2 separate regions of the Homo sapiens genome follow, and region 2 is linked to region 1. A link is an interaction called in ENCODE POLR2A ChIA-PET data of the cell type or tissue named here. Cell type or tissue: IMR-90. All regions are shown on one strand. Links, peaks and the distances in the headings refer to the core of each region. The heading gives the core; the rest is flanking DNA. Region 1 has its middle 77 kb from the start of PRR16. Region 2 overlaps PRR16 (proline rich 16).

Evidence for each region. Peaks named below come from ENCODE experiments on the same cell type or tissue, not always from the same donor. Only the 100,000 strongest peaks of a DNase experiment are listed, where the experiment ranks them.
Region 2: POLR2A ChIA-PET joins it to region 1 with 13 read pairs; 3 of 35 experiments call an interaction of 5 or more read pairs at or near these places.

What each region holds. Positions count from the first base shown.
Region 1 is chr5:120,379,778-120,395,326 of GRCh38, forward strand. No RefSeq gene overlaps it. Among named protein-coding and RNA genes, the nearest start is that of PRR16, 77 kb to the right of the region's middle. In IMR-90, for the core only: no CTCF peak of the experiment used is centred there; a DNase peak (open chromatin) is centred at 8,714; H3K27ac peaks cover 2,121 bases.
Region 2 is chr5:120,556,406-120,571,954 of GRCh38, forward strand. The region is part of intron 1 of PRR16 (proline rich 16); the gene reads left to right. Among named protein-coding and RNA genes, the nearest start is that of PRR16, 100 kb to the left of the region's middle. In IMR-90, for the core only: no CTCF peak of the experiment used is centred there; no DNase peak of the experiment used is centred there; H3K27ac peaks cover 242 bases.

The sequences.
Region 1 (15,549 bases), core at 4,100-12,099:
TGATGGTTCTATAAGGGGGAGTTTCCCTGTACAAGCTCTCTCTTTGCCTGCTGCCATCCATGTAAGATGTGACTTTGCTCCCCCTTGCCTCCTGCCATGATTGTGAGGCCACCCCAGTCATATTGAACTGTGAGTCAATTAAACCTCTCTCCTTTCTAAATTACCCAGTCTCAGGTATATCTTTATCAGCAGTGTGAAAATGGACTAATACAACAGGCATACCTCAAAGATACTGCACGTTTGTTTCCAGAACACAGTAATAAAGCAAACGTTGTAATAAAGCAAGATGCACAAACTTTTTGGCTTCTCATTGCATATAAATTTATGTTTACATTACACTGCAGTCTATTAAAAGTCATAGCACTACATCTTAAAAAACATATATACCTTAATTTAAAAATACTTTAATGTGGCTAGGCGTGGTGGCTCAAGCCCGTAATCCCAGCACTTTGGGAGGCCGAGGTGGACAGATCACGAGGTCAGGAGATTGAGACCATTCTGGCTAACACGGTGAAACCTGGTCTTTAATTTTTTGTACTAAAAATACAAAAAATTAGCCAGGCGTGGTGGCAGGCGCCTGTAGTCCCAGTTACTCAGGAGGCTGAGGCAGGAGAATGGCGTGAACCCGGGAGGCAGAGCTTGCAGTGAGCCGAGATTGTGCCACTGCACTCCAGCCTGGGCGACAGAGCGAGACTCCATCTCAAAAAAAAAAAAATACTTTAATGCTAAAACATCATAACAATCATCTGCGCCTTCAGGGATCCATAATCTCTTTGCTGGTGGAGAGTCTTGCCTTCGTATTGATGGCTGCTGACTAACAATGGTGATGGTTGCTGAATGTTGGGGTGGCTGTGGCAATTTCTTAAAATATAACAACAATTAATTTGGTACATTAATAGACTCTTCCTTTCCTGAAAGATTTGTCTATAGTATATGATGCTGTTTGATAGCATTTTACTCACAGTAGAAATTCTTTCGAAATTGGAGTCAATCCTCTTAACCACTCCTGCTTCTTTATCAAATAAGTTTCCAAAATATTCTAAATTATTTGTTGTCATATCAGCAATATTCACAGTACCTTCACCAAGAGCAGGTTTAATCTCAAAAAACCATTTTTTTTCTCATTGAAAAGAAGCAATTCTTGAGCCATTCAAGTTTGACTGTGAGATTGTAGCAATTAAGTCACATATTCAAGCTCCACTTACAATTCTACTTTTCTTGCTGTTTCCATCACATCTGCCATTACTTCCTTCAGTGAAGTCTTGAACTCCTCAAAATCATCCATGAGGGTTGGAATCAACTTCTTCCAAATGCCTTTTAATGCTGACATGTTACCATCCTCCCATGAATTACAAATATTCTTAATGGCATCTAGAATGGTGAATTATTTCCAGAAGGTTTTCAACTTACTTTGCCAGGATCCATCAGAGTAACCACTGTCTACAGCAGCTAGAGCCTTATGAAATGTATTTCCTGGAAAATAAGACTTGAAAGTCAAAATTACAACTTGATTTTTGGGCTGCAGAGTAGATATTGTGTTAACAGCCATGAAAACAACATTAATCTTGTATATCTTCATCAATGTTCTTGAGTGACCAGGTGCATTGTCAATGAACAGTAATATTTTGAAATAAATCTTTTATTCTGAACAGTAGATCTCAACATGGGCTTAAAATATTCAGTGAACCATGCTGTAAATAGATGTGCTGTCATCCTGGCTTTGTTATTCTCTTTCTGGGGGCACAGGCAGAGTAAATTTAGCAAAATCCTTAAGTCCCCTAGGATGTCCAGAATAGTAAATAAGCATTGGCTTCAATTAAAGTAATCAGCTGCATTAGCCCCTAACAAGAGGGTTAGCCTGTTTTTTGAAGCATTGAAGTTAGGCATTGACTTTTCTTTCACTATGAAAGTCCTTGATGACATCTCTCATTACAAGGCTTTGTCTACATTGACAATCTGTTATTTAGTGCAGCTACCTTCATCAATTATCTCAGTTAAATCTTCTGGATAACTTGCAGCAGCTTCTACATCAGCACTTGCTGCTTCACCTTGCACTTTTATGTTATAGAGATGGCTCCTTTCTTTAAACCTCATGAACCAGCATCTGTTAGCTTCCAACTTTTCTTCTGCAGCTTCCTCATAGAATTGAAGGGATTTAGGGCTTTACCCTGGATTAAGCTTTGTCTAAAGGGAATGTTGTGGCTGGTCTGATCTTTTATTCAGACCACTCAGACTTTCTTCATATCGGCAATAAGGCTGTTTTGCTTTATTGTCATTCAGGTCTTCACTGGAATAGTACTTTTAATTTCCTTCAAGAACTTTTACTTTGAATTCACAGCTTTGTTGTTTGACACAAGAGGGCTAGCTTTTGGCCCAACTTTATTTTTGAAATGCCTTCCTCACTAAGTTTAATAATTTTTAGCTTTTCATTTAAAGTGAGAGATACGAAAAACTTCCTTTACATGAATACTTACAAGTCATGGTAGGGAGTTTAATCAGCCTAATTTTAATACTGTTTTCTCAGGGAATAGAGATGCTTCAGGAGAGAGAGAAAGATGGAGAAGGACCAGTCAGTGGAACAGTCAGAACACACACAACATTTATCAGTTAAGGTTGTGGTCTTATATAAGTGTCATTTGTGGTGCCTCAAAACCATTAGAATAGCAACATTAAAATAATCATTGATCACAAGTCACCATCAACAGATATAATAATAATAATTATATATAGTTGAAGTTTAAATATTGTGAGAATTCCCAAAATATGACACAGAGGCACAATGTGAGTACTTGGTGTTGGAAAATGTTTCTGATGAACTTGCTCAATGCAGGATTGTCACAAACCATCAATTTGTAAAAACAAACAAACAAAAATCTCAATGCAACAACATATGCCTGTATTAAAAGCCCTAGCATTTGAGATTTCTTAGAATATGTGCTTTATCTTAAAGACACTATTTTCCAAATACATTGGCTTATATGCTGGTTAGGGATTGAATTAGAAATCATATAAATAATAAATTTATTTTTCAGATACAAAATTCAGTTAACTATAGACAGCTTCCAACTTACCTACGGCTCATCTTATGATTTTTCAACATTGCAATGGTGTGAAAATGATACACATTCAGTAGAAGCCATACTTTGAATTTTGAATTTTGATCTTTTATAGTACTAGTGGTATGTGGCAGAATACTCTTTTGAAATTCTGGGCAGTAGCAGCAAACCACAGCTCCCAGTCAGCCACAGGATCACAAGGCTCAACAATGATATTCAAAAATGTACTGGGTTGCCCAAGATATTTGAATATTGTGTTTAAATGTTCATCATGTCTACAAAATGCCCATTCATCATGTCTACAAAATGCCTATTTTTGACTTACGATATTTTCAACTTACACTATGTGTATGGGGACATAACCCCACTGTAAGCTGAGGAGCATTTGTATTTAGAAGACAGTGAAATGTCATGTATTTATCTTCTGTTTTAAAATATTATATCTTGTTATATTTACCTACTCCTGTGAGCAAAATTGACTTAGCGTAGGGTTCTATAAAATTAATATATGAGTACATGTATATTACAACAAGATCAAAACCTCAGTTTCCAGATAAGTAAAGTTATCTTAATGCTGGGTACCAGAGTTAACTATCACATTGAGTTTTATTTTTCCAGCTGTGTAAAGTCTGGTTTTAGAACGCAAGTTAATGAACATTTCTGCCTTCACATTAAAAAAAGTGTGTTAGCCAATAGTTAAATTCTGTAATACTGTTATTAAGACCCCTTCTCTATACTTCTAAATTAAAGAAAAAAATGCTAAATGGAAATTATTACAATAAATGGTTAGATTTTAATTATGTAAATAATTTGTCTTCGCTGTTAGAATTTTATATTAATATTGTCAAAAAAATGAAATCAGAGAAAATGATAAACAATTATGTTTTCAACCTTCCAAATTCTTTATTTGTAAATTATACATCCTTTGATATAGATAACAATGTGACAGTATCTATATAATATTGGAATATCCAGGTGAAAATTTAAAATTGTAGATATGATAGACATATTATTTTTAATCTAACATTGTAATATATAATACATTATATTATACTTTATATATCTTATATATAGTATATAATGTATAATATAATATTATATATACCATTTTGCTTCCTGCTTATTGATTTTATCTGATGTGTACAGACTCATGTGCCATACATTTACTTTTGATCTTATTTCATATTCCACATTCCATCTTGACAGAATATCATCGTATAATATTCAGTAATTTTGTATGCATCCCCCATTGCTTTTAGTGTAAGTTGTTTTTATTATTTTATGATATACACTAATGCATTGAGAGTTCCAAAGAACTTGTCTGATTATTTTTTAAGATCAATATCTAGAATTAGAATTTGTAGAATGAAAAGAATGCACATATTTAAAGCTTTAGAATCATGGGTCAAGGTCGTCTTCAGAAAAACTGAATAGTTTATACACAATTCACAAAAATATTTGAGGATACTCAATTTCCTACATGCCTATAAATTCTACTGACATTGTTTTCAACCAAGTAATTGAATAATGATATATCTTGCCTATAATTTATATCCTCTGCTTCACATTTATTAACAACTATTGCAGTTCTTTAGGAGATTTCTTCTTCATATTTTTTGCCCATTTTTTTCATTAATGTGTCCTAAATAGTTACAATATTAATAAAAATTCATAGCTACCAATTATTGGGTACTTTACATTACAGGTACTTTCTAAGTACTTTATGTGTACCTAATCATCACACTCTCAAAACTTTCCTAATATGAAAATAGTATTAAATTTATCCCCACTTGACAAATAGGTGGAAGATTCAAGGTTTGAAGCCAAGAAGTTTGGCTTCAGCGTCTACCTTTATATCCCTCATATAATGTTGTCCACCTTTATTTTTGTGTTTATGCCTCTTTATACAAGAAAGGTATTAATACTTTAGGTATGGAGCAGATAATTTTTTCTCAGTTAATTATATTCTTTGAATTATGTTTCTGATCCTTTAATAAAAACACATTTAGTCCTTCTTAAGTTCTATCTCTCTCTCTCTCTCTCTCTCTCTCTCTCTCTAATCTTGGTTTTCTGCTTAGAATGGCTCTCCCAGGTTACATTCCCCAGGTTACATTGTACATACACACATGCATTATAGAAATACATGTAGTATTTTTATTTTTACTCATTTTTTTCTCGAGTTTTTAATTCAGCTTCTCATTTCTCTCTCTTTTCTTTTTTGGAGATGAACTCTCGCTCTGTGGCCAAGGCTGGAGTTCAGTGGCACAATTTCAGCTCACTGCAACCTCCATTTCCCGGGTTCAAATGATTCTCCTGCCTCAGCCTCCCAAGCAGCTGGGATTACAGGCACCTGCCAACATGCCCAGATACTTTTTTTTATTTTTTATTTTTTGTATTTCTAGGAGAGACGGAGTTTTACCGTGTTGGCCAGGCTGGTCTCAAACTCCTGACCTCAGATGATCTGCCTGCCTCGTCCTCCCAAAGTGCTGGGATTACAGGTGTGAGCCACCATGCCCAGCCAGCAGGTGATAGATTTCAACAAATTTTTTGTTAAATGGAAAGTGGATGATGACTTTTGAAATGAGGATGACTCAACCTGGAGCCAAATCTGCATGTTTCATTGTGGTTATTTACAGATATGATATCAAGGCTAATAAATCAAGAAATAGGGATGTAAGTAAATTGTAGTTATGAAGTTAATCAGCAGGAGAATTAAAATAGGAAAATATAAAAGTAAGTCTCTGTGAGGAGTGGGAAAAATATGGCTAAAAACTGTTGCTTTTTATTATAATCCAGAATTACTTTATATTTTATCATGTGCATGTACCACTTCCATACAACTTTTTAAAACTTAAACTTGGGTAACAGAATTTCATTTTAGCATAAAGATGAGGCACAAACATTTCCTTTATAAAGAAATGATTATTTTTTTAAATCCATTCTTTCTATATCAAACTGAAATGTCAACCTTATTTATATCGTTTATGGACTAATTTTTGATTTTTTAAATCAGATCATTGTACCTATTATTAATGCACAATGCCATTTTATATTCTATAAACAATTCTTTTTTTATGGAATTCTTCTCAACAATTTTGATATTTTTATTTGTTTAATTCCCTAGAAACCAAGTATCAAAAAAGAAAGCAAGAAATGTGAGTAATGACAGAGGAAAACTGTAGCTCATATTGGCTTAGGGAAAAACACACACATGTAATTCATTGAACAGAAGTGCCTATTTTCAAAACACTGGTTGTCCAGGGTTAAAGTTTGTCATTGTTTCTGCAGAGAAACTGACCTCCAGAGCCCATCAGACATTATCTTTGTTCTTGGCCTTTCTTGGTTAATTTTTTTTAAAAGGGCTCAGTAGTTTCTTCTATATATTTCAAATATTTAGTCATAATATATAACCAAGACTTTAAAGTGTAGATCTTCAGATTACTAAGATTGATCTGTGTGCCTTTGTATCTGTGTGACATTTACTCATATGTGTTTACATGTGCTTATAAGTAAATCTAATGAACTATGATATTATTATTATTATTATTATTTTTGAGACGGAGTTTCACTCTTGTTGCCCAGGCTGGAGTGCAATGGCATGATCTCGGCTCACCGCAACCCCCGCCTCCCAGGTTCAAGTGATTCTCCTGCCTCAGCCTCCCTAGTAGCTGGGATTATAGGCATGTGCCACCACGCCTCGCTAATTTTGTATTTTTAGTAGAGATGGTGTTTCTCCATGTTGGTCAGGCTGGTCTCGAACTCCCGACCTCAGGTGATCCACCCGCCTTGGCCTCCCAAAGTGCTGGGATTACAGGCGTGAGCCACCGCGCCCGGCTATGATTATAAGTTGTTATTTTTTTCATAATCACCATTATGTTCTGTTTTGAAATGTTAGAAATTAGAATAAGAAACATTAAAATATCAAAAACATGTCTATCCCAGTTTTGCTACATCTGTGAAAATCTGTGGCTCTTATCTCCAACTGCAGGCAGAACTGAGAGGTGCTCCATGCTGCTGCCTCACTGGATCATCTGGCAGGTACTGCTGAGGCCTACTCAGTGAGTGACCACACTCAATGAGCCATCATGATGGAGGTATGGCTCAGTTTATTTGGGCTGCTGTAGCAGAATTCCATAAACTGGGTAGCTTACAAAGAACAAAAATATATTTCTCACAGTTCTGAAAGCTGAGAAGTTCAAGATGAAGGTGCTGCAGATCTTGTAAAGACCCACTTTTAGGTTCATAGAATGGCACCTCCTCACTGTATGCTCATGTGATGGAAGGAGGGAGGGTTCTTTCTGGATCCCTTTTATAAGGTTAAGAATCCCATTCACAAGGTCTCTGCCCCAAGACTGAATCACCTCCCAAAGGCCCCACCTCTTAATAACATCACTTTGGGGGATAGAATTTCAACATATGAATTTTGTTTGGGGCACAAACATTCAGACTGCAGCAAAGAGTAAAGAATGGAAAAATATGAAGATTAGTGTCTGTGGAGGGCTCACTTTCTGATTCATATTTGGCATCTTCTACCTGTGTCCTCACATGGTGGAAGGGAAGAATTCTGATCTCTTCAGACTCTTATAAAGTCACTAATACCATTTTTGAGTGCCCTGCCCTCATAACCTAATCACCTCCCAAAGACCCCTCTTGGGGATTAGGCTTTAACATACAAGTTTTGGGGAGATACAAACATTCAGTTTACAACAGGTATGAGTGTAAGGCCTCCTTCCCCAACTGGCCTGACCCAACTGGCTCAGAACTGATCTGCAGTGTGAAATCCTCCCTACCCCATCATCTTTCCTTCCCCTTCTACTTCTACAGGCTTAGATCTGCATCTTGGTTTGGAGGTTCTTTTCACCTTCTCCAACTCTCTTGCCTTTATCCTTAGCAGATGTTTTCCCAGTAAATGTTTTTCATGTCTAATCCCATCTTGGCATTTGTTTCTCAGATAACCTTAATTTACATAACCTAAAATAAATAAATCTGAAGAGATATAGTTCTATTTAATTCCCAATTCTTTTTATCTCTATTATTCATAGATGTTTTCACATTAATTGAATATTCACTCAAATCAATTTAAATCTCAGTTCTCTAGCTTAGCTTTTCCTTTCAAAATAAAGCCTTGAGGCTTTAAATTAGAATTGGTGTTTTTGCTGGGGAAATAATTCATAAGTACCTTAGACTAAGAGTATTTGTGATGACAAAGTGGAAGAGCTAGAAAAATACAATTAAAATAAACATTTTAAAATCACTTTCAGAAGTTCAATTGATACGTTTCCTAAAATTATCACAGTAGCAGCAGGTTTTCACAGATGTCAAAGTCTCAGGTCTTTGTTCCTATATGCAGTATAAAGGGTTTCAGGATTCTTCTGCCTCTTTGGTGGGGATGCTGACCATTCATTCATTAATTAGTTCACTTATTCATTAAGCAGATGTGTGTGGAATATTTTACCAGTGGGCAGGCTCTATGGTGAGTGTATTTCTCAAGTATTTATTAGATCCTAAAAACAGCTAACCTTTGCCTTCTGTTGAATTTGACAGCTGGAACACAAATTTAAGTAAATGCCAGAGTTTCACTCTAAAGATGAAGCAATTTCCTCTATTTGAAACTGTTTGTCCTTTTTGGTTCTGCACAGCTCAGTCAAAAGACATTTATACAAACTTCTAGTGGCTGATTCCCATAACCAAATTAACCACAAAATTCTACAAGAACAGGATATGATTCATACTTTGCTCAATGTCTTTATTTCTGTCAGTTTGTAAAATTTTTTTTTTCTTTTACTAGTGTTGGATGCACTAGCTCTAATGTCAGCAACAACATTTTATATGTATGCACACCTTTCTTCCTACATCTGCTCCTATGCCTGCCATGTGAAAGCCTCTGCTGTGCTCTGTAACAGTCTTCTCTGGCCAGCACTGGCACCACTTTTTTCAGTGTCCCCCAGTCTTTTTTGCATGCCTCTTCTCCTTTCCTGGCTGTCCTTTGACAATCACTATTTTTTTGGTACCTCTCCTCATCCTAAATTTTGTTTCACTGCCCAGAGATGCAAAACTTCCAGATGCTAAAGGAAAACTCCTTTAATCAAGGGACCATAACTTTCCTTCCCAGTTATCTCATGGATAGATCTCTTTCCAATAAAATTATTACTTTTTATGTTTTTGAATTTTCATTTATAATGATTTCTACTGTTGCTCTGAGAAATTGGTTAAAAATTTTGCAATAGCCGGGCATAGTGGCTCATGCCTGTAATCCCAGCACTTTGGGAGGTCAAGGTGGGCAGATCACCTGAGTTCGAGATCAGCCTGACCAACACGGTGAAATCCCATCTCTACTAAATATACAAAATTAGCCGGGTGCAGTGGCGCATTCCTGTAATCCCACTATTCAGGAGGCTGAGGCAGGAGAATTTCTTGAACACGGGAGGTGGAGGTTGCAGTGAGCTGAGATTGTGCCACTGCACTCCAGCCTGGGCAACAGGAGCGAGGCTCCATCTCAAAAAAAAAAAAAATTGCAATAACTAATTTCAGAAGACATTTTAGATACTTGAAGCCTATTTTTAGAAACATAATGTAATTTTATATTTAATTATGTATTCATATTTTAAAGAAGTATGATAGGGTGTTTAATAGAAACATTCAAGCATAAATATATACTAGGATAAACATTTCTATGGCAAATTGGATGAAAATATAATTTCATTGAGAAAAAATAATGAGCCTTTTTAATATTAAAAATAATTTGTTCATATACTGAATGATAGGTTAATCACATAATTACTATTATATTTATAATCCTTTTGGCTGTCTTTTAAAAAATAACAGTTGTATTTAAAATGGAAATAATATCCTTTTTAGCTATTGAAATATATGATACAAATTTTACATTCTAACTTTTAAAATGTATAAGAAAATACCTAGTTTTGAAAATCACCTTAGGAAGTGTCATTGTCTGTTCAGATGCTATCATAAAACCCCTTAGACTGGGTGGCTTATAAACAACAGAAATTTATTTCTCACAGATCCAGAAGCCGGGATGTCCAAGATCAATGTAGTGCAGATCTTGTAAAGACTCACTTTCAGGTTCATAGACCAGCACCTCCTCACTGTCTCTTCATGTGATGGAAGGAGGGAGGGATCTCTCTTGGGCCTCTTTTATAAAGGCACAACTTCATTGATGAGGGCTGTGCTGCAGAACTAATAACTTCCCAAAGGCCCAACTTGTTAAATACCATCACCTTGGGGGTTAGGATTTCAACATATGAATTTTGGGGTGATGCAAACATTCAGATCACAGCAGGTAGTAAAGGACTGAAAAAGGTGAAGATCTGCAAGTCTCAAATCACAGTTACTAACGCTTATGAGTATCATAGTTTTACTGTATTTTGCCTGTTTATTTTATTTTATTTTTGATAAGAGCTTCCTTCCTCCCTCCTAACAAAGTAATTTTTCTTTACCCAAGACTCTAACAACCATTCTACCATTCTTGGGAAAATATTTTTCCATTTTTTCTTAAAGACAGACTCATCACCCAATGGCGAATTTGGTTTTGTGTTTGTTTGTTTATTTTTAATGTTTGTGGGTACATAGTAGGTATATATATTTATGGTGTACATGAGATGTTTTGAAGCAGGCATACAATGTGAAATAAGCACATCATGGTACATGGGGTATCCACCCCTCAAGTAAGATCTTCACCCTTGCATGGGTAGTACTCTTGTTCCACATGCTCGTTTCTTCACGTCAGGATAATTCCTTCAAATTTTCCCCTGCCAACCCCAGTAGTTTGAGGTCACTTCATTGCTTTGAACAGCACGTAGGAGGTATACAGGTTTCCAAACTAGTTGAGAAGGAACTCCAATCTCACTTGTAGGGAGCCAGAGGATTTCATCAAAGGGAAGCTGTGACCTACAGATGAGCCACTTTCTGGGGATAGGGAAGAAACCCTCCTCATCACTCTAAAATTCTAACCTTATTTGAGCTTCCCAACACACAACTTTCCTGAAAAATCTTCTGTCAAGTGTTGCCAATCACTTATTAAGTATTAAATTTAAAGAATACACTTTGAATGTGTATCTCATTTGAACTCTCTACAGTATTTGACAAGCATGACAATTTCTTCTTTGAAATCCTGGCTTCCATCACACCTCTGTCTTAGGGTACCTGCTACTTTTCCCACTACTTTCTCTCAAGCTCCTTCATGTGCAGCTCCTTCTCTGTCTGCTCCAAAACTCTGTTTTTCTTACTCTGAACACTGTCTTTGATAATCACACTCATTGTCAGGCCTTCAGTTACCAATAGGATGTTAACAAAGCTTACATCTATGTTGTCAGCTTAGGTCTTTCAGCTGAGCTTCATTTGAATCTTACAACCTACACTCAATAGTGCTCTTTGTGTTGATGTCAATTAATGTTTTTATTAAATGTGAGTAAAATTGTTACTCCAGAAAGATATATGGTATATATCTCATGACTTCCCTATACTCTGACACAAAATCTCAAAACCTGTAGGCACATACATCTTTTTAACTAAGCATAGGAAATCTAGCCACAGTCAAGTTATTCACTCCTCAGCATTAGAACACTTCTTTAGCCCGTTGGGCTGCTTTTCTTTTCCATATAGCTATTCTCCATCTCTTTTCTAAGCCTCTGCTAGTCAGTCTCCCCACCTAAGATGCTATTCTTTCTGTACTTATATTCAAATGATCCCCCTTCTTTTGGGCTTGACTCAGTCTTTACACACACAGTGTAGTCTTTCTTAATTATTCTAATGCCCATTTATCTTACCCGTCTAGAACTCAAATAGAATGTATTAGGCAAACAAATTCATTTAGACATTAAGTCAAATACAGTCTCAAACTTATATATAACAACTTCAAGCATATTTTTTTTGATTTTGCAACTACAATACAATTATAGGCTGAATGTTTGCGTCCCTTACATTTTATGTGCTGAAACCCTACTCTCAATGTGATGTATTAGAAGGTAGGGCCTTCAGAAGGTGATTTGGTCATGGGAGTAGAGCCCTCATGAATGGGATTAGTGCCCTTTTAAGCATCCCAAGAGAGCTTGCTTCACTTTGCTCTCTGTCATATAAGGATACAACAAGAAGTCGGTATTCTGTAACCTGAAAGAGGACCCTCACTGGAACCCAACCATGCTAGCACCCTGATCTCAGACCTCCAGTATACTGATTGTGAGAAATATATCTCAGTTGTTTATAAGCTGCCCAGTCTATAGTAATTTGGTGTAGCAGCCTGAACTAACAAGACAAATACCTAAGCTTTTATGGTATGGAATTCTTTATTGGCTAACTTTTAATGCCTAGAACAATGTTATGAACATAGTAATATTTAACAAGTATTTGTTAAATAAATAGTTTTAAAAAGGCACTCATTTTCAAAGTCAGGGTATATCAAATATTGTTGGAATGACAATTGATAATGGCTAAAATGCTGAGGAAATAGGAGATTTATTTTAACTTAAGAGTCTCAGAGCCACTGTTATACTTTTCAGGAACAAGCATTCACCTGTGAGGTAGAATTTGAAAAATATTTTCTTGTCCAAATATATATGCCTTAAAGCTTCTGTTTGTGTGCTTATAGTTATCATATTAGCTATTCCTTGGAGTTAACAAAGCCCAAATAAAAATTTGGAAGAACATTTTGGATTAAATTTCTTTATCAGGTTAGTCAGACTCAAGAGGATGTTGGAATGGACAGAGATGAGGAAAATAAGTCGAGGGAAAAGTTTAGAGCCTGAAGCTATGGGGAAGGCAATGTCAGGGGAAATATTTGGGGCATCAAGGATGTATGATAAAATTGCTGAATATTTGACCACAATCAAAGTGTGGGCTGCCAAAAGCAGTAGGTACAGAAAGCAGCTCATATCTCTACTAGAAGGATGAGCTTTGTGCAAGGTAACTTTTGTAGCTTAAATATTGAGTAGGGGCTTACACTTAGTAAAAATATCTTCAGTTGTAGAATAAAGTTGTCACCTTGAGTGAAATGTTCTATCAAGTATCTAAGTGCCTTGTGTAGTTAGTTACTTCACCAAAACTATATTTCTTTGGGTATTTTAACTTTTGTTTAATTATTGTTTATGTAAAAATGAAAGAAGTTCGATTAAGAAGAGGTCAAAAAATGTAACAAAGTAAAAGGAGAATAGGAATGTGTATATGGTGAGCATTTGTGTGACTGGTGCAACGTAGGTCTGGAAATGCTTATTTTATATATTTTCATAATAAGAGAGTTATAAGTACCCTCATTTCTCCAAAAAGAAACTGAAATTCAGCAAAATTATGTAAATAGTCCTGTGTCACTTGGTTATTAAGAGCAAAACCTGGTATTTGACCTGAGATGTCTATAACACCAATGCTCATGCTATTTTACGAAATTCTAAATGAGCAAAGAAAAAAATACCATGAGGGCTTAGATTATTTTTCATCATGTGAATAGACATTTTTACATGATGTGGGATTCTCGAATACAGCAGGATAGGTTTAGGAGCTGTAAGTAACAGAAATTAAGTTTAGATTTAGTATCTTAGTTTGGATCCCAGAATCACACTTTGAGGCAGGATTTATATGCAAATAATTCATCTGGGATGTGGTCCCATAAACATAAGTAGAGGAGTGGTGAAGCGATAAAGAAAAGGGAAGGAAGCCAATAAAAGTGCATCATCAAACAGATTACTATAGCGGGCAACTATAGCTTAGTCCCACAAGCGTATTACCCCTGAGGGGAGAGAATTGCATCGTATGAACCAAATCTTGGCAGCTAATGATTAAAAGCCACTCCTGTGGAACATTGATTCCCCAGCATTTCCAGCCTGCTTTATGCACAGGTGGAGTGGGCTCCTGCAGCCAGAGCAAGCCCTCAGGCAAAGAGAAGTTGATGATATTTGGAAGTCTGTTGGCAGGTATTAAAAGGCAAGGGGTATGTGGATAAAGAACTCACCTGCTACATTTAAAAAATAAGATGTTAAAACTATGTTAGGCACCTTTGACAAAATATATTCTCTAACAAATTGTGTTGGGATAACTGGATAGCCACATGTAATAAAATAAAATCTGACCCCTATTTATACACAAAAATAAATCCATCAAAATGGTTTAAAAATGTAAATGTAAGAATTGAAACCGTTAAACTCCTAGAAGAAAATGGGAGAAAAGCTTCATGACATTGGATTTGGCAACGATTTCTTGGATATGACACCAAAAGCATAAGAAACAGAAGCAAAAATAGACAAATGAGATGACATCAAATAATAAGCTTCTATATAGTACAGGATGCAATCAAGAGTGAAAAGATAACCTATGGAATGGGAGAAATATTTGCAAACCATATATCTAATAAGGGGTTTATATCAAAAGTGTATAAGGAACTCCTACAACTCAATAGCGAAGAAATGAATAACCTTATTTTAAAATGGGCAAAGGACTTGCATAGACATGTATCCTCCTGAGAAGACATATAAATAGCCTATAGGTATATGAAAAGATGCTCAACATCATTAATAATCAGAACAAAAGCAAATCAAAACAATGAGATATTACTTCATACCTATTAGAATGGCTGTTATTAAAAAGCAAGATAAGTATTGGCAAAAGTGTGAAGAAATTGGAACCTTGTACCCTACTGGTAGGAATGTTAAGTGGTGCAGCTGCTGTAAAAAGCAATAGGAGACATGGTGTTTCCTAACATATTAAAGAAGGAACTACCATATGATCCAGCAATCTCACTTCTGGGTATATATCACAAAGAATTGAAATCAGGATCTTAAAGATACATCTGTAATCCCATGTTCATTGTGGCATTACTCACAATAGCCAAGGTATTGAAATATTTATGTATGTTATCATCAATTTATATATAAATAGATAAGGAAAATGTGCCATATACACAGGACGGAATATTAGTCAGCCTTAAAAAATAAGGAAATCCTGCCATATGCTACAAGAAGGATAAATCTGGAGAACATTACACTAAGTGAAGAAAACTAGTCACAGAAATAAACTAGTCACAGAAATACTGCATAATTCCAACTATATGATGTACCTAAAATAATCTAACTTATAGAAACAAGAGAATAGAATGGTGGTTTCCAGGAACTGGAAGGAGGTAGAGGGTAGTTGCAGTTCAATGAGTATAAAGTATAGTTATGCAAGATGAGTAACTTTTAAAGATCTGCTGTATTCACTGTACCTATAGTTAACTATATATTGTACACTTAAAATTTTGTTAAGAGAGTATAACTCAGGTTAAGTGTTTTTACCACTACACACACAAACACACATACTGGGTTAGTCTGTTCTCATTGCTGTTACTAAAGACATACCAAAGACTGGGTAATTTATAAAGGAAAGATGTTTAATGGACTCAGTTCCTTGTGGCTGGGGAGGCCTCACAATAATGGTGGAAGGCAAAGGAGAAGAAAAGTCATGTCTTACAGGGTGGCAGGCAAGGTAGCTTGTGCAGGAGAACTCCCCTTTA
Region 2 (15,549 bases), core at 4,902-12,901, 180 kb after region 1:
TAATTTCCGTGATCACAATCCTTCAGCTCAAGGCCATTATTTCTCTGCTTTCCAGTATACATCTCTGGGACTGACTTGATTTGCTTTAAGAATTAAACAGATGCAAAGCTATTTCCTGAGAAGAATACTGGTATAGCCTGTAGATACTCATTTATACTACCACCAATTAAAGGAAACCAAGGCTCTTTCATTTTCTCAACAGTTTCATCTTTGCCATTTGCATGTAAGAGTGTTGCTGGCACAGCTTGTATGTTTTTATTCAATTCAGGTAAAAAGAAACTCCCTCTGAGCAGATAAATTATAAAAACCCTCTTCTTCTGGGTTGACTAGCCTATTGCACATCTTGGAAACTGGAGAACTGGCTAGATTTCTGCCCTCACTAATCCTCAACCAGCTCTCTTCAGGGCTGAACCTACAAAATCATATGTGGAATCCTTGCTTACTTGCCTGGTCCTTTCCCCAAACAGTATTAAACAACTTTCTTTTCAGCTCTGAATTATCTGAGAGTTCCCATAAATAACCAGTAGACCCAACTGCTACATGAAAAAAAAAAAAAGTCATCTAGGGTATGTTTATTTTAGAAGATTCTCCACTATTCATTTCTACTACATTATAGAATAGCCTTTATAGACCCAGATGTAACACTGGACCCTGGGTGTTTAATGAAGATTGCTATGACACACAACAATAAAATTTCTTAATTTCTTGAAATCTGTTGAAGACAGGTGTTGTTTATGAAGAGGGGGAAATTTTCTTAAACACTCATAAAGATTTTTCAGGTCTCAGAACCAAGAAATATCTGTCTTTTCTGAGGTATTGATATATTTTTCATAAAAGGAAGTTTTCAGTAGTAAGTAGGAAGTAATTGTAAAATTGAAATTCTAGATGTAATTTCCAGTTTTTTGCTTGTTTGATATAGTTTTCCTCAGAGTTTGTATAGCTCTAAATCTAAATGTATACTTGCATATATCTATATAATACATATGTACTTTTTTCTCCCTCTTTATATTTTCTTCTACTTACATGATATTTGATTTTATTGTATCTGTGTTCTTTTTGCAAATTGCTTCAAATGATCATTACTAATACAACTAATTAAACTTGCACTGATGTGATGAAAAAATATATGCATTAGGTTTCAGAAGATCTGGGTTCAAATAATTCACCCTGTCATTAGTTATTTTTGTGACTCTGGGCAACTCTTTGGTAGTTCTGGTGGTTCACTTTCTCATGCAAAACAAAGGGTTTGATTACATATAGTTGCATTTCCTATGGTCTCTTTTTATTCTTAACTATGGATTTTAATATATCATTACATTTCAATCCATTAAATACTTTGAAAAAGCAATATGAACCATATCTGATAGATTATTGACAATTTGAAATTATTTAGCATCTCTTGAAATAACATGCTTTAATGTAGATACTTCTGAAAAATCATTTTGGAACTCATGCTACTTGGAACCTCATAATGTTTAGAAAATATTTCAAATTTGGAGAGGGGGAGGACGTAAGGTGTTGGGTTAAGGTTTAGATTTAATAGCACAAAGTATAGGTTCTTGTTAGAAATTAAGCATATTACCATCTTCAGGGTTTTTAATTTTTTGTGGGTACATAGTAGGTGTGTATATTTATGGGGTACATTAGATGTTTTGATACAGTCATGCAATGCATAATAATCCCATCATGGAAAATGGGGTATCCATCTCCTAAAGCATTTATCCTTTGTTTTACAAATAATCCAATTATACTCTTTTAGTTCTTTTAAATGTGCAATTTTAAATTATTTTGACTGTTGTCACCCTGTTGTGCTGTCAAATACTAGGTCTTATTCATTTTTCTAATTATTTTTTGTACCAATTAACCATCCACACCTACCCACTACTCTTCCCCAACTACCCTTTTCAGCCTCTGGTAACCATCCTTCTACACTCTGTCTCCATGATGAACTCATCATGTTTTGATTTTTAGTTACTACAAATTAGAACATGTGAATTTGTTTTTCTATGCCTGGCTTATTTCATTTAGCAAAATGACTTCCAGCTCCATCCATGTTGTAGAAAATACAGGATGTCATTATTTTTTGTGATTAAATAGTACTCCGTTGTGTATAAGTACCACCTTTTCTTTATCCATTCATCTATTGACGGATTCTTAGGTTGCTTCCAAGTCTTGGCTATTGTGAACAGTGATGCAACAAATATAGGAGTGCAGATATCTCTTTGATACGCTGATTTCCTATCTCTTGGTGTATACCTAGAGTGGGATTGCTGGATCACATGGTAGCTCTATTTTTAGTTTGTTGAGGAACCTCCAAACTGTTCTCCATGGTGGTCATACTAATTTACATTCCCACCAACAGTGTACCAGTGTTGCCTTATCTCCACATCCTTTCCAGCAATTGTTATTGCTTGCCTTTGGATAAAACCATTTCAACTAGAGAGATTATATTCCACTGTAATTTTGATTTGCATTTCTCTGATGATCAGTGATGTTGAACACCTTTTCATTTGCCTGTTTGGCACTGATATGGCTTCTTTTGAGAAATATCTATTTAAATATTTTGCCCATTTTAATTGGATTATTATTATTTTTCCTGTAGAGTTGTTTGAGCTCGTTTTATGTTCTGGTTGTCAATTATTTGTCAGATGGGTAGTTTGCAAATATTTTCTCCCCTTCTATGTGTTGTCTCCTCACTTTATTGATTGTTTCTTTTGCAGTGCAGTGATTGTTTCTTTTTAAGTTGATGTGATCCCGTTTGTTTCTTTTTTCTTTGGTTGTCTATGCTTGTGGGATATTACTCAAGAAATTTTTGCCCAAGCCAATGTCCAGGAGAGTTCCCCGAATATTTTTTTGAGTAGTTTTATAGTTTGAAGTCTTAGATTTGTCTTTAATCCATTTTGATTGGATTTTTGTATGTGATGAGAGGTAAGGGTCTAGTTTCATTCATTCAGCATATAGATATCCAGTTTTCTCAGTACCACTTATTGAAGATTTATTGAAGATACTGTCTTACCTAGTGTATATCCTTGGTACCTTTGTTGAAAATGAGTTCACTCTGGATGTGTGGATTTGTTTCTGGGGTCTCTATTCTGTTTCTTTGCTATATGTGCCTGTTTTTATGTTAGTACCATACTGTTTGGTCACTATAACTCTGTGGTATAATCAGAAATAAGGTAATGTTTTTGGTAATTGTTTTTGATCAGAGTAGCTTTGGCTGTTCTGGGTCTTTTGTAGTTCCATATAAATTTTAGAATTATTATTATTATTCTGTATCTTTGAAGAATGTCATTAGTATTCTGATAGGAATTGGCGTTGAATCTGTAGATTACTTCGGGTAGTATGAACATTTTAACATTGTTGATTCTTCCAATGCATGGAGCATGGAATATCTTTCTAGTTTTTTGTGTCCTGTTCAATTTCTTTCATCAGTATTTTATAGTTTTCCTTGTAGAGATATTTCACTTCTTGGGTGAAATTTAACTTTATGTATGGCTATTGTAAAATAGATAATTTTTTATTTATTTTTCAGATGTTTGGTATTGGCATATAGAAATGCTGATTTTTGTATGTTGATTTTGTATCTTGTAACTTTACTGAATTTGTTGATCAGTTCTAATATTTTTCTTGTGGAGTCTTTAGGTTTTTCTAAATATAAAATCATATAATCTACAAACATGGATAATTTGGTATCTTTCATTCCAATTTGGATGCCCTTTATTTCTTTCTCTTGTCCGATTTTTTTAGCTAGGACTTCTATTGCTATGTTGAATAATGGTGGTGAATGTGTGCATCTTTGTCATGCTCCAGATCTTAGAGGAAAGGCTTTCAGTTTTTTCTTTGTTCTGTGTGATACTAGCTGTGGGTCTCCCATATGTGGCTTTTATTATGTTGAGATATATTACCTCTATACCCAGTTTCTTAAGGGTTTTTATCATGAAGGAATGTTAAATTTTATAAAATGTTTTTTTCAGCATCAATTGAAATGATCTTTTTTTTTGTACTTCATTCTGTTGATATGATGTATCACACTGATTGATTTGCACACGTTGAACCATCTTTGTGTCCCTGGAGTAAGTCACACTTGGTCATGATAATTGATGTTTTTAATGTATTGTTGAATTTGGTTTGCTAGTATTTTGTTGAGGATTTTCACATCAATATTCATCAGATATATTGGCCAGTAGTTTTACATTTGTTGTGTCTTTTTCTGGTTTTGGTATCAGGGTGATACCGACTTCATAGAATGAGATTGTAAGTATTCTCTTTTATATTTTTCAGAATAGTTCAAGTAGGACTGGTAACATTTCTTCTTTAAATGTTTGGCAGAATTCAGCAATGAAGCTACTGGGTCCCACACTTTACTGGGAGACTTTTTATTATGGCTTTGATCTCATTACTTGTTATTGGTCTGTTCAGGTTATGGATTTCTTACTGGTTCAATCTTGGTAGGTTGTATGTGTCTAGGAATTTATCCATTTTCTCTAGATTTTCCAGTTTATTGGCATATAGTTGTACATAGTAGCCACTAATGATCCTTTGATTTTCTGAAGTATCAGTTGCAATGTCTCCTTTTTTATTTTTGATTCTGTTTGTGTCTTCTCTCTTCATTCTTGATTAGTCTGGCTAAAGGTTTGTAAATTTTATCTTTTCAAGAAACAAATTTTTTGCTTTGTTGATTTTTTTGTTTTCTTTGTTTTAATTTTATTTATTTATACTCTGATCTTCATTATTCCTTTTTCTCTACTAATTTTGAGTTGAGTTTGCTCTTTCATTTTTAGTTCTTTAAGAGGCATCATTAGGTTGTTTATTTGAAGTTTTTCTTCTTTTTTGATGTAGACCTTATAGCTATAAATTTTTCTCTTAGGAATGCTTTCACTGTATCCCATAGGTTTCGGAATGTTATGTTTCCATTATCATTTGTTTCAATAAAGTTTTCAATTTTCTTCTTAATTTCTTTATTTACTCACTGGTCATTCATGAGTGTATTGTTTAATTTCTATGTCTTTGTTTTGTTGCCAACATTAATCTTTTTAATGATTTCCAGTCTCATTTCATTGTGGTCAGAGAAGATTCTCAATAGTATTTCAATTTTTTGAATATTTTAAGAACTTGTTTTGTTCCCTAACATACAGTCTGTTCTTGAGAATGACCCATATGCTGAAGAAAAGAATGTGTATTCTGTAGCCTTTGGATAAAATGTTATGTAAATGTCTATGATATGGTTTGGCTCTGTGTCCCCACCCAGATTTCATCTTGACTTGTACTCCCATAATTCCCAGGTGTTGTAGGAGGGACCCAGTGGGAGATAATTGAATCATGGGGTGGTTTCTCCCATACTATTCTCATGATATTGAATAAGTCTCATGAGATCTGATGCTTTGATAAGGAGAAACCTGTTTCTCTTTGCCCTCATTCTTTCTCTTGCCACTGTCATGTAAGAAGTGCCTTTCGCCTTGCACTATGATTGTGAGGCCTCCCTAGCCAAGTGGAACTGTAAGCCTATTAAACCTCTTTTTCTTCCTAGCCTCAGATCTGTCTTTATCAGCATCGTGAGAACAGACTAATATAATATAATAGGTTTATTGTTTTTCTCTAGAGTGCAGATTAAGTCTGATGTTTCTTTGATGAGTTTCTGTCTGGGAGATCTGTTCAATCCTGAATATGGGATATTGAAGTCTCCATGTATTATTGTATCGAAGTCTATCTCTCTCTTTGGCTCTAATCATAGTTGTTTTATATATCTGTGTGTTCCAGTGTTGGGTGGATATATATTTATAATTATTGTATTCTGTTGCTGGATCAATCCCTTTATCATTATATAATGGCCTCCTTTGTCTTTTTAAATATTTTTTTCTTGAAATCTATTTTTTCTGATATAAGTATAACCACTCCTGGCCTTTTTTGGTTTCCATTGTCATGGAACATTTTTTATCATCCCTTTATTTTCAGTCCATGTGTATTTTTATAGGAGAAGTGTATATCTTGTAGGCAACAGATTACTGTGACTTTTTTTATATACATACAGTCACTCTGTTTTTTTATTGGAGAGTTTAGTCCATTTACATTCAATGTTATTATTGATGAGTAGGACTTTCTCCTGACATTTTGTTATTTATGTTCTGATTGTTTTGTAGTCTTCTCTTCCTTCTTTTCTTCCTTCCTGACTTCCCTTTAATTAAAGTGATTTTCTCTGGTGGTATGTTTTAATTTCTAACTTTGTGTGTGTGTGTATCCATTGCATGTTTTTTGATCTGAGGTTACTGTGAGTCTTGCAAATACTGTCTTATAACTCATTATTTTAAACTCATGGCAACTTTTCACTGATGGCATAAACAGACAAAAACATGGAATTAAAACTAATAAAAACTCTACACCTTAACTCTGTTCATCTGCTTTTTAACTTTGTTTTTTTATGTCTTATTGTATTGTCTATGTCTTAAAAAGTTTTTATAGTTATTATTTTTTACTGGTTCATTAGTCTTTCTATTTAAGAGTAGGTTGTATATTCTAATTACAGTGTTATAATATTCTGTGTTTTTCTGAATGCTTACTATTACCAATGAGTTTTGTAACTTCAAATGATTTTCTATTGCTATTAACATCCCTTTCTTTTAGATTGAAGAATTCCCTTTATCATTTCTTATAGGACAGGTGTATTGTTGATGAAATCTCTCACCTTTTGTTTGTCTGGGAAGGTCTTTATTTCTTCTTCATGCTTGAGGGATATTTTTGCCAGCTATATTATTCTATGGTAAAGTTTTCTTTTCTTATGCTGAGTCAGATCTGAAGCCAGAAGAGCACTGGGTCTCACCAAGGCCTGCTGTAACCACTATCTGCTACTACTTATGTTCACTCAAGGCCCTAAGGATCTACAATCAGCAAGTGGCAATGCCAGTGACATTTGTGGACTTCCCTTCAAGATGGCCAGATCCCCCAGGTCCTAGTAGGGTCTAGAGATGCTCTCTGGGAGTCAGGGATCAAAAACCTTAGAAATTAGCCTGATGTTCTGGTTTTACTAAAGCTAAGCTGGCATCAAACCACAATACAAAGATCCTTCCTGCTCTTCCCTTCCCTTTTTAAAGGCAGAGGAGCTTCTCCCTGTGGCCACCACCACCAACAGCCCATGAAGGGTTCTTCCAGGCCACAGGCTAATGTTCATTTAAAGCCTAAGGGATCTTCATTCAGCTTGTGGTGAATGCTGCCATGTTTAAGACTCACCATGGGCCAGTGTGACCTCTGCCCTGGACAGGTCCAGAAATGCTGTCCAAGACTCTAGGCTTGGAGTTGGAGATCCAAATGCCTGCCTATTGCTCTACCCCACTGTGGCTGAGCTGCTATCTATCTGATATTTATCTGTCTATCTGGTGTAAGACAATGTCCCCTTTACTTTTCCTTCTGCTTTCTCAAACAGAGGAACTATTTCACCATAGCCACCATAGCTGGGAATGTGCTGGTTCAACCCTGAAGTTGGCATATCTCAGAGCCCAAAGCACATGGCATACTAAACGGGTATTACTCCTGGTTATTCAAGGTTTAAGGGCTCTTTAGTCAGCCAGTGATGAATCCTGCCGGGACTGTCGTCTTCTCTTCAGGGCAGTGAGTCCCTTTTGGCCCAGGGTGTGTCTGGAAATCTCATCCAGGAGCTAGGGCATGGAATAGGAGCCCTACGACTCTGTTTAGTGCCCTGTCCTACTGTGGCTGAGCTGCTATCCAAGATGGAAGACAAAGTCCTCTTTACTCTTTGCTCTCCTCTTAAGCAGAAGGAATGAGTCACTTTTGTTGCTGTGAGCTGCAACGCCTTCGGTTGGGGGAGGGGTGGTACAGGCATTCCCAAAACTGCTCCTGGCTGGTGTCTCCTTAAGTCATATGCCACCCTAGTCCCCTGCCTCTGAGCCCAGCCCAACACTAGACTTTGCCTAAGAAATCCAGTCTTTGTGTCCTAGACTGCCTTTCAAGTTTACCTAGCACCCCAGAACACTCTGGCCTGTAGTGGCGAGGCTTCCCGTGAAACTCCGACCTTCCGACCTCTGGGATGAGCATGTCCCCTCTAGCTAGGTCTGGTCTAAATGCTCCCTACATGCAAGGGCGCTGGCTGAGGCAAGCATGTCTTTGCTCTCCGCTATAACAAGGCAGCACTGAGTTCAATGGAAAGTTCCCCAGTCACTGTGCTCTCTCTTCCCCAAGTACACAGACTTTCCACACTGCACAGCCACTATTGGGGGGTGGAAAGGTGGTGTCAGTGATTCAAGCCCTCCTCAGTGCTTCTTTCAGTGACATGAAGTTAAAACCAGGTACTGGCTGGGCATGGTGGCTCACGCCTGTAATCCCAGCCCTCTGGGAGGCTGAGTTGGGCGGATCACGAGGTCAGGAGATCAAGACCATCCTGGCTAAAATGGTGAAACCCCATCTCTACTAAAAATACAAAAAATCAGCCAGGTGTGGTGGCGGGCGCCTGTAGTCCCAGCTACTCGGGAGGCTGAGGCAGGAGAATGGCTTGAACTGGGGAGGTGGACCTTGCAGTTAGCCGAGATCGCGCCACTGCACTCCAGCCTGGGTGACAGAGCAAGACTCTGTTTCCAGAAAAAAAAAAAAAAAAAAAAATAGAGGTACTGTGATTCCTCACCTCATTTTTGGTTCTTGTGATGGTGCTTTTCTGTGTACATATAGTTGCTAAAATTTTGTGTTCTTGCAGTGCAGACACATGGTATAGGATTCTATTCCACCGTCTTGCTCTGCCCTCCTTCTCAGGGCTTTTTTTTAACCTAAGATTACTTAAGCACTTTCATGTTTTGGGGAGGAGTAGTCTGATGATCCACTTATATGCATGTGTTTGATACTTGTGCTAAAATCCTAGCTGAACTTTTCAATTTCTTTATGTGTGATATATTATCAGTTAACTGCATAAAAAAGAATTAAAAAACATTAAGGCCAGGAATAACCTAGATATAGAAAGTGGTAAGTTGGTGTAGTTACACATGTCATTGAGATGAGATGAAATTTTTAGTCTCTACGTCTGTAGAAACTAGCCCATTCAGATTAATCTGATTAACCTTGCCTAAATGTGCAGAAGACATTCAGCACTAGAATTTTCAAAAAGAACTGGTTCTGCCATGTTTGATTGAATTTCTAATTCATCAAAAGGTGACCTGGAAAAATCATACATAATTGAAATAAATCCTGAATTTAACTCCTATCTCTAACACTGGTTGCAAGATCTCTAGCAAATCTCTACTCTCACATAAAACATAAAAATAAATAATACATGCTACTAAAAGACTTATAGGATGTAAGAAGAGATTTTCCTGTGAAATAGCTTTGTTAATTCTAAAGTGCATTATAAGCCTTAGTAATTATCTTCTTCAAAATGAATACCACTGAAATATCATTCTATTTTATTGTTTTGAGTATTGGACTTACTATAATTGCAATTAACTTTACATTTGCATCATGCATTCTTTCTGTCACAGTATTTGACACCTGAATTTATTTCAAATAATTTTTCCCCTGAATTTTGATAGTTTGATTTAGCTTAGTGTCACACAGATCACAACATATTCTGTGTTAAATATATAACTATGGCATGGTTGATGCTATGGTTTGAATGTTCTTTCCAAAACTTATGTTGAAATTTAATTGCCATTGCAGCAATATTAAGTTAGAGACAGGACCTTCACAAGGTCATTAGGCCTTGAGGGCTCCTTTCTCATGAATAGATTAATGCTGTTATTTCCATAGTGAGTTCCTGATAAAAAGGAGCCCAGCCCCATTTTTTCTGTCTGTTCAGTGTGCTGTCACTCTCTCTCACCCTTGTCTCTGTGTGATCCCTTCCTCAAGGCCCTCACCAGATGTGGACTCTGAATCTTGGACTTCCTTGCCTCCAGAACTGTGAGCCAAATACATCTCTTTCCTTTATGAAGAACCCAGTCTGTGGTTTTCTGTTACAGCAGCAGAAAATAAACTAAGACAGTTGACCAGGTTGTGTGACTCTTCCTGCCCATTCTAGTGAATGTTACCAAACTAATAGCATGACTGCCATATACTTTTGAATCTTGTTGAGCTTTATGTATATTATTTTGGTGTTTGTGTTTACCAAAAGTCTAGAATTTATTGGTCCCACAACTCTTTAGTACTATGTTGTTTGCTGAGGTGCTATTGGCTGATGGAAGTATTTTAGATCACTGATTTCAGAATATCAATTTATCCATGTATAAAAAAATAAAAGGGAGAAACGGAAACACTTCTTGTTTTAAAAGTGATTAATTTTTGAATAGCTGTACACACTATAAAATTTAAATGTTGTGAAAGGGCATGTACTTTACAGTAAGATTCTTTTCTCTCAATGTCCATGCTTGTCACTCTTTCAATGACTGTTAATGATTTCTTAAATAGCTTTCCATAAATGTTATTGAAGCTATTCTCTATGAATTCAGTCAGGAAAGAACTCTTTCCTTAACTTAGCCAGCATTATTCTGTTTTTAGATTTCACTCTGGTCTTTGATATATTACTTTTAAATTGATATAAATGTGGTTTTCTTATATGTCTCATGAAATTCTGTTAATTTTTTTTTTCCTGTTCCTAAGGCATACCCAGTTCCTGCACAGTTTCAAACTAACAGTTTTTCAGCAGTTTGTCTTGGGCCCTTCATGTTTATCAAATCATTTTGTGCTATGCTTTCATACTTATCATACCTTATAAATTGGTGTAGAGGAATAAATCCATTGTCCTATGTCTACCATCTCACATATGCCATTTAAGCCTATAATAACATTCTTTTATTCATCCAGTGACCAGTTTTGGCCCATAACTGGAAAATGCATGCCCAGTCTATGCCACTGGGTTTTGGCCTACTTTCTCTTTTCTGCAGCACAATCTGCTTGCCTAGGGTCCTGACAACCTGCCTACCTCTGATAGGACTTCTTATCTGAGAGACTGGACGTTGGCTTGGCTCTTAAGTTCACCCTCCTGCCACTGTGCTTTACCTATCACATTTGACCTCTTTAATCAGAATATTCATATGAAATAGTCAGAGTACACAGAGGGTGGTAGGATATTATCATTATTACAACTTCCTGTCTTCTGAGGGTCAGCCCTGTGCAGCACATTGATATGGTTTGGCTCTGTGTCCCCACTCAAATCTCACACTGAATTGTGATCTTCAGTGTTGGAGGAAGGGCCTGCTGGGAGGTGACTGGATCATGGGGGCGGATTTCCCACTTGCTCTTCTCATGATAGTGAGTGACTGGTAATCAGATCTGGTTGTTTAAAAGTGTAGTACTTCCCCCTTCACTCTCTGTCTCCTGCTACCATGCGAAGATGTGCTTGCTTCCCCTTTGCCCTTCTGCCATAAGTGTAAGTTTCTTCAGGCCTCCCCAGCCATGCCTCCTGTACAGCCTGTGGAACTGTGAGTCAATTAAACTTCTTTTATTTATAAATTACCCAGTCTCTGTTAGTTCTTTATAGCAGTGTGAGAACAGACTAATACATACATGATTTATCACTTTGGATCAGGCCCTCTCTTACCCAGGTCCACTCCACTTTCCACCCATCCCACTCAGGCCTAACATGTCTATTGGATATAGCTGCAGTTTCAAGATTCATTTCTATATGATATGACTGCATTGCTTGGATTGTTAACACATTTAACACATTAGTAGTACCTTCTGGACAAATGATTACAAGATTTATGTGATGATATAATTATTTCTTTGCATATTAATCATCATTTTAGAGGTTTGGAGAACCCGGAAAAACGGACACAGATGTGACCAGGCAGTGAGCAGTAATACCAGTGATTGCAAAGGCAGATACATGACCCTAGTAAGCTGGCTTTGGAAAATTAAAGGACTCCAGTCCCACTCAGGGACATTGTGGATCGATAGAGCTGGGATAGGGCCCGAAGTACCTGTACTGTTAAAAACTCCTGAGGTAATAAGTCTGTGCAGCTAGTGGGGAATTATTACCCCATGGAGCAAGAGATGAACTTAATGTCATTGTTTATGATCAGGGATATGAGATATTTATGGGAAAGATCTTTCCTGAAAGAAAACAAAATAAAGTTGTCTGGGAAAAAAATGACTTTTTAATGTTCTATATAAAAGCAAAAATAAAAGCCCATCTCCTTTCCCTCAATCTCACCACTTTCTCTACCACCTAATCAAGGGAACCCATTCTAAATAGAAAATACTGTTTAATATTTGTTGATTTGTTGTCTATATTATATACCATAGCAGATATGCTATAGTATTTTAAAATTTTGTAGTGAACAGGGTAATACAAATGTGAGAATTACACATTCTTTGGTAATTATAACTTATACATCAACACAAATTTTTTTTAAGTGATTCAGATGCTTTTCTGGAGAACAGGATTTAGACATTAATTGTCTAAATCACTACATTAACTTTTCAGAACCATCTGAGTAGAATTTTTGTGAAATGAATTTAGCTAAATTTAGAAAAAACAGTAAAATATTTTTGGAATGCTGTCATCACTGGTTCCTGACAAACAAACACAATAGCATCACCAGCCATCTCTCAAAGCTTTGAGTATAGGTCCTCTTTTTTATGCCCCAACTTCTAAATCTTTTATTTCTCTAATGTGACCCTAGGGTCACATTAGATCAATAGATTCCACTCATAGTTTGATACTCACATTCTATACATGCCTCTAATCAGTATCCTGTTTTTAGGAGTTATTTATTTTTCTTTTTGTTTATAAATGCTTGTAAACATTTTGTCAGATGTGCCAAGTTTTTCTGCTGTATACTCATGACAGACTTTTAACCAATTGTTTACTGTATCGTCTGTAAGTATTAAGCCATGTTTTAAAAATGTGTGCTTTCATAAGCTTGTGAATTTTATTCTTGTAAAAACTTATAAAACTGATATACAAATAGAGAATACAGTTTGATGCTCTGGAGAGAGGTCCTTGATATGCAAAGGTTAAGGCATGTGCATTGCTTTAGTTTTTGCAGTGATGGGGTCTCAGGGTTTTCCCCTCAAAACAGAATCTGTATACTTGAAATGGAGAAACCGGAGTGAGAATTTGGCTACCACATGTAATACGCACAGATGCAGTGTGTTTATTTAATAAAGATTTACTGTCTTGGAAGAGATAATGAAATAAAACTCATGGTCCCTGAACTCAAAAACTTACAGGTTGGATGAAGGGACAAACACATGAGAAGATGTCCATTAAACAGAAGACTCTTTTAAGAGATGATAAGAACAAAACATCACCCCACAAAGAAGCAGCAGAAAAATGCCACGGTGTCCTGTCATGTTCCGGAGTGATCAAGGCAGGGTTCATAAAAGGCATGAGAATAAAGCTGGGATTTGAAGAGTGGGTGACAATTTGCCAGTCAGAGGTAGAAAATAATACATGCCAGTTAAGTATTTGAAAACAAGGGACCTGGCTGGGAACATCTGAGTAAAGGGTTGATATACAGAAAATAATTGAGATAAAATTAGGGATAAAATGAAATAAGTAACATAATCTCTGCTTAAAGAAAAAGAAAAATGGAGATTGTTAGATCATAAAAGCTTGCAATTCCAAGGATAGAATTCAATTTAGATTTGGCTTATTTGGACCATAGTAATCCTCCAGATGTGACCAGGACCTGGTTTCTCTGTTATTGTTTCTTGACACTGTGTCCCCAGGATTTGCTTCATTCCCAGATTATAAGCCTCATATCTTTCACTACCAAATGAAGAGATGAGAGCATGTGGTTGATAAATTACATAGAAGATAAATAAAACCCTTCCTCCCAAAAGCTGCAGCAAAGATCTCTAAATGGCTTACCTAGCTATCCCTGAACCAGTGATACCTGTGGATAGAGAGGATAGGGTGCATTGAGTGGCCCTGCCACTCAGTTCTATTCCTAGGTCTGGCACCATCCTAAATGGCTGAAAATGAGAATGAAGGGAATTTATCAAGAAAAAAGTAGGGTACTCTTGATGGAGGAAAGAGGGGATAAATGGTGAAAAGACAACCGCCAAATGCCCTGCACAGGTTGATATGTTGGGCCAGATGTATAATGTAGGGACCTACGAAGCTTAAATGGTTTTCAGGGGAAACATGACCTAATGCAAGAAGAGTAATAGATAAAACATTACATGCAAGTACCCAGGATAATGCTAGGTGTATGGCCAAGTAAAATTCTCATACATAATACAGTAGAAGACATATACAATAGTATTTATTGTAGCTCTACTCATAATGGCAAATCTGAAAACCATCTCAATCCCAACTAGACAATAGTGCATTAAGTACTTTGATGTATATTCACAAAATAATACCACAGGCAAAATGAACAAAGTATAAAAACATGAAATGTATGGATAAATCTTAATAATAAATTATTATATGAAAAATGGATTCCCAAAGATTATAAACATGATAGACTTTCTGTAAATTTAAAAACAACTAAGGTTTAAATATATATAGTTTCTTAAAGTTCTTAAAGAAGAATATGAATACAATAAAATTATAAAAAAAGTATGAGACAGGAAATAAACAAGTGAATAGGTATTATAGATGGCAATGTTTATGGTTCAGGAAAGAAAATGAATAATGTAGGATGTTAGGCCAAGCTGGAATGGGGTTATTGTGATGTTATTTTATATACAGTGGTCATTGGAGTCTTCTCTTAGAAGACGGCATTTGAGCAGAGGATGGAGGGAAGTAATAAGCCATGTTTTAAAAATGTGTGCTTTTATAAGCTTGTGAATTTTATTCCTGTAAAAACTTATAAAACTAATACACAAACAGAGCATACAGTTTGATACTCTGGAGAGAGGTCCTTGATATGCAAAGGTTAAGGCATGTGCATTGCTTTAGTTTTTGCACAGATGCAGTGTGTTTATGAGTGAGCCATGTGGGTGATGAGAGGAAGTCTTCTGCACAGAGGGAATAGTAAATGGAAGTGCAATTGTGAATGCAGTGGGAGTGTGCTTGGTGTGTTCCAGGAACTTCAGTGAAGCCAGTATTTCTGAAGTGGAGTGAGTACAATAAATAATGGTAAGATATAAGGTCAGAACATTAGAGGAGGTTCAGATCATGTAGGGCTATCAAAGCTGTTGTGAAGACCTGGCTATTAATCTTAGTGAGACAGGAATCCACTGGAGGTTTTTGATCAAAAGGGTGGTATATTTTTAAAGGGTTACTCTGGATGATTTGTAAAGAGAATGGAGAGATCAAGCTTAGAATGAAGGAGATCAGAGATTAGTTAGAAGGCTTTAAGTTATCTAAGAGAGGCATGCAGGTACCTTGGAAGAGTATGAGCTGGTTATCTATCACTTTGGAAAAGATTACTCCAAAACTTAGTGGCTTATAATGACAATTGTTGTATTATGTATCACATGTTAATGGGTGAAGGACATGGGCTGGTCCCTCAGCTGGGCAGTTCTGCTCCATGAGGGCCTAAGTGAGTTCATTTGGAGATACTCAGCTGATGGCTTGTCTATAGGATCCAAGACAGCTTCACATACATGCCTGGTGTCTTGACAGGGACATCTAGAAGGTCAGACTCAGGTGAGTGTCTCCCT